Regions from separate parts of the Homo sapiens genome. Here region 1 is linked to region 2. Evidence: chromatin loops called from intact Hi-C (ENCODE). Cell type or tissue: CD4-positive, alpha-beta T cell. All regions are shown on one strand.

Region 1 (2,500 bases), 88 kb after region 2:
CGGCGGCTCCGGCCCTCTCTGTGCAGGGCCCAGTGCCGAGGCGCCTGCCGCCCGCTCCCCACAACTCCACGGCGCTCCCCTCCCTGGCTCCACAGACTCTGTGCCCTGGAGATCCCCCAGACCCCTTGATCAGGGCCCGCCCATCCCTTTGTCCCTCTACCTCCTTGGAAACACTTCGGCTCCCTGTGGGGTGCAGGGTCCTGCCCCAGCCCTTTAGGCTCGAGCCTGGCCCACGGGCTCTGTGGCAGCGCTTTCCTCTGAGGTCCCGACGCCGCCCGTGTCCTTCCGCTCCAACCCCTGGGCTCCCTCAGATGGGCCAGCTCTTCTACCTGGTTCTTCCCCGAGTCCTCTGCCTGGGGCTGCACCATCCCCCGCCGCCCTCTCTCTGCCTGGGGTCCACGGTTCCTGGGGCTCCGACGGGGCCGTCGCCCTGACTCCGAGTCCCCTTCTCCTGCTGCAGCGCGCTGTGATCTTGTGAGCGTTTGCTCCACCCTCCGAGAAGTGGGCTGCCTGGGAGGGGCGTCGCCTCTCTTCAGGGAGGGGCTGCGCCTTCACCTCCACCGGCTCCTCCTTGCGGTGCTCAGGGAAGAAACGCTGACGCCTCCAGCCTTCCGGCCTGGCAAGCTGTCCCCGCGTTCACACCCTCTTCCCGGGGCTCTGCCTCTACCCCATGGACCGGGTCTGCTCCAGGCTCTGGAGACCCCATCCTCACCCTCCACTCTCCCTCCCCTGGGCCTCATCCCACAGCGCTGCCGCACGCGGCCACCCTGTCTTCTGTGGTCTACGTTTCTCTCCTGCTTTTAGATTTGCTGAATCAAACATCTGCAGACGAAATCCACGTTGGTGCTGCTGGAGCCTCAGAACGGGCCGGGTCAAAGCTTCAGGGCCACGGCCTCCAGCTCCTCGGCCGACCTGGATCCCACTCAGCCCCCAGAGAGCAGTGCCTCCTGCCCCCTAGTGGTTGCAAGGCTGCTTCAGAGGGGACAACCTGACATCTGTGTCCATTTGGACATGAGAACTGCAGATGCAGACTTTCATCCTCGGAGCCTCGTGTAGATGCTGCACGGGAAACGCAGAGGTAGGACTGAGGCTACCACAGGCAACAGACTTCAGGTTCTCACTGTCCACTCTCTGAGCCGCTGGAAGTTTTACCAGGGCCACATCTTAAGGTTTTACACAGTAATGATAACGAAAAAGAACAAAAACAAGGGGCCCCAAGGCGTATGAAGCACATCGGTGCGCTGCGCATCCGGAGTCCTGAGCACCGGCGTGTGCCTCTGGGGTCCTAGGTGCTAGGAGTTCTGTGTCCACAGTCAGCCTGGGGGGCAGCTTCCTGGATCTCTGTGTCCCAAGAGCAGCACGCTGGTGCACTTGCCACGCTCTCTCACACGAGACTGCTCCGTGGAAGCCCTTCCTGCTACATGCAGTCCCCCCAAAATGTGCCAGGCTCCCAGAGCAGCAGCAAAGCACAATGGCCATGACTTCAGGAAATGATGACACCATGAAAGGTATAGGCTGCAGAAAGGGACATGGGGAAGCAGCCTGCAAGAAGGTGGGAGGAAGGCAGGGCATATGCCGTCAGGGCGGAGCTGCTGAGGGTGGAGGTGAGGCGGGACCCTGGTGTCGCCGTGGGGACGCAGCCATATCAGCGGCCTGGAAGCCTGTGAGAAGTGATCACCCATCCTGCCCCCAGGTGGTCACTGTAGGGCAGCCTAGGCCTCACCCATCGCCTGGTTCACCTGAGAAAGACCTCCTAGTGGCACATACCCCACCCCAAGCAGGGACCCGGTGCACACTGTCCTCCCCAGTGGGCGTCCTCAACCCTACCACAGCCAGTTACCCTGCCCACCTGCAGGTGGGGCCTGTGCAGGAGGAAGGTCGGGCTCCACAGCCCATTGTTCATGTTGAGAAACAAGGCAACTGCCACCCCCACCGCTGCTGTCATTCGTTCCAGGTTATACTTGGTGGCTCTACAGCAGGGGCTGGTGGGGCCAGCAGAACGGGGGGCGGTGGCTCATGCCTGTAATCCCAGCACTTTGGGATGCTGAGGTGGGCGGATCACTTGAGGCCAGGAGTTTGAGACCAGCCTGGCCAACATGGTGAAACCCTGTTTCTTCTAAAATTACAAAAATTAGCTGGGTTTCATGGCACGAGCCTGTAATCCCAGCTACTTGGGAGGCTGAGGCACGAGAATCACTTGAACCTGGGAGGCAGAGGTTGGTTGCAGTGAGCCAAGATTGCACCACTGCACTCCAGCCTGGACAACAGAGCGAGACTCCATCTCACAAAAATTAAAAAAAAAAAAACAACAGGGCACAGTGAAAGCAGGGCCAGCAGGGGCCGCAGGGCCACAGGGCCTGGCTCAGATCAGGGGCCCTAGGAGGCAGGCTGCCCAGGCCTGGAGGAGGCAGGGAGGTCAGGCTTTCTTACACAGAGCTGCCAAATGTTGAGGTCATCGAGTTCATCCTGCCTGGGGAGACCCCCACAAGCCACCTTTTCA
Region 2 (2,500 bases):
GTACTTTATCTGTACCTGGCTACGTGAGATCAGACTGTCACCCAGCATTAACTAAACCTTACAGTGGAGACAGTGGGTTGTATCACTCCCGAGAAGAAACCACAGAACGCTGTAGGAGTAATGCCTGCACCGGCTTCCCCCGCACCACACGGAGCGGCTGCCTACAGCTTTGTTAGGGGCTGAATGCAACCCCGATGCAGGCACCAGCCCTCCAGAGCAGCCTCCATGGAGGAATGCGGTTCCCCACTCTGCCCACATACCTCTCCTGCAGCAGCGCTGAACACCGTCTCCGGACGTCTGGAGCTATCACCATGGGCAACACTTTCGTGGTCTTTATTTTTAGCTTCTCCTTTAGAAACTCACTTTTTGGGGTGGTTTTGTGTCCAGAAGTTGGTGGGTTCTTAGTCTCGTCTTCAAGAATGAAGCCGCAGACCCTCGCGGTACATGTTACGGTTACCTAAAAACGGTGTGTCTGGAGTTTGTTCCTTCTGGTGCGTTCGTGGTCTACACTGATTTCAGGAGTGAAACTGCAAACCTCCGCGGTGAGTGTCACAGCTCCTAAAAATGCAGCACGTCCAGAGTTCTTTGCCCCTCCCAGTGGATTTACAGTCTCGCTGGCTTCGGGAGTGAAGCTGTAGACCTTTACCGTGAGCGTTGCAGCTCACAAACGCAGCACAGACACAAACACTGAGCAGCAGTAAGATTTACTACGAAAACCAAACAAGGAAAGCTCCCAGAGGACAAAAGCAGACCCTAACAGGTTGCCACCGCTGGCTCCCGCAGCCTGCTTTTATTCCCTTATCTGACCCCACCCACATCCTGCTGACTGGTCCATTTTACGGAGAACTGATTGGTCCATTTTACAGAGAGCTGATTGGTCCATTTTACAGAGAGCTGATTGGTCCATTTGGACAGGGTGCTCATTGGTGCATTTACAAACCTTTAGCTGGCTACAGAGTGCTGATTGGTGTGTTTACAATCCTTTAGGTAGACAGAAAAGTTCTCCAAGTCACCACCGGAGCCAGAAGCCCAGCCGGCCTCACCTCTCAGTAGCACTCCCTTTAGAACTTTGCAGCATCTACCCTGGGCACTCCGGCAGCCCAGAGGGAGCTCATCCCCAGATCAAGCCCAGCAGGCGTCGGCGGGCCAGCCAAGCCTGCACCCACCCGGAACCCGCGCCGCCCGCGAGCGCTGCGCTCAGCCCCCGCTCCCGCCCGCGCCTCTCCGCCAGCAGAGGGAGCTGGCTCCAGCCTCGGCCAGCCCCAGAGAGGGGCCCCACAGCGCAGCGGCAGGCCGAAGGGCTCCTCAAGCACGGCCAGAGCCGACACGGAGGCCCAGGAAGCGCCGAGAGCCAGCGAGGGCTGCTGGCACGTTGTCACCTTTCAGTTTCACAATATCCCAAGATGCATTAGTAGTTTCTGTAGCCTGAGTGTTAGTGGCCCCCAAAATTGATAGGTTGGAACCTAATACCCAATGTGATGGTGTTAACAGGTGGGACCTTTGGGAGGTGAGTAGATCACGAGGGCTGTGCTCTCACGAATGGCATGAGTGGCCCGGGTAGAAGAGGCTCCAGGGAGCTCCCTCGCTCTGTCCACCCTGAGCCTTGTCAAGAGGCGCCGTCTTGGAAGCAGAGGGCTGCCTCATGGGACGCCACATCCGCCAGCACCCTGGTCTTGGACTTGCAGCCTCCAGGACTGTGAGCAATAAATGTCTGTTGTTGACAAGTGGCTCAGGCTTAGGCGTGTTGTCACAGCAGCCCGAATGGACTCCAGCAGCAGAGCAGCCAGGGCTGCACGTGGTGCGTGAACACACCCGCCGCCCTCCTCCTCCTGGGGCATATGACGGCTGCGCAGCTCTGTGTATCCAGTTTCTGGGCTGTTCCATGCCCCTATTCCCCTGATTGCTATGTTCTCCAGCTGAAAGAGCACACTGATTTTGCCTTCAGCCCACTCTCATTTTCCCCCAGATTTCACTAAGTGATTTTGCTAAGTGATGGCTGTGCTTCCCCTGTGCGCTTCTCTCTGGCTGGTTTCTACTCCGGATCCACTAGTGGGGCCAGAAAGAGCAGTAGGAAGGAACCTGAGGTTCCTGTCCACCATCAGGCATGTGCACACCTACACCCACACACCCCTGCACTGTGCACACCCACACACACTTGCACACCCACCTGTGCACACGTACATCCATACACACATGCTCACCCCTACATGGACACCCACACACGTGCACGTGCCCATACACATGCACACCCATGCACACACCTGTCTGTGCACACCCCACACCCATGCATGCCGGCACACACCCATGCACATCCACACACAGGCACATACCCACACACACGTGCACACCTCACACCCATGCATACCTGCACACGCTTGCACACTCACCTGTGCACACACATCATACCTGCATGCACACCCCCACACGCACACCCACACACCTGTGCACACACCCATACACATGCATGCCCACACCCACATGTGCACACACCGTACATACC

Evidence for each region. A loop is a pair of places that touch in the nucleus more often than their neighbours do. Peaks named below come from ENCODE experiments on the same cell type or tissue, not always from the same donor. Only the 100,000 strongest peaks of a DNase experiment are listed, where the experiment ranks them.
Region 1: it touches region 2 in a loop (2.6-fold over the local background); 5 of 110 quality-filtered maps call a loop at or near these places.

Annotation. Positions count from the first base shown.
Region 1 is chr5:1,467,497-1,469,996 of GRCh38, forward strand. The region is part of intron 12 of LPCAT1 (lysophosphatidylcholine acyltransferase 1); the gene reads right to left. Among named protein-coding and RNA genes, the nearest start is that of SLC6A3, 23 kb to the left of the region's middle. In CD4-positive, alpha-beta T cell, CTCF peaks have their summits at 950 (motif pointing left) and 1,150; a DNase peak (open chromatin) is centred at 955.
Region 2 is chr5:1,379,302-1,381,801 of GRCh38, forward strand. It overlaps LINC01511 (long intergenic non-protein coding RNA 1511), which reads right to left and starts at 772. Exons shown (of 2, transcript NR_125810.1): 1 at 261-772. In CD4-positive, alpha-beta T cell, CTCF peaks have their summits at 1,212 (motif pointing right) and 1,416; DNase peaks (open chromatin) are centred at 960 and 1,230; H3K4me3 peaks cover 398 bases.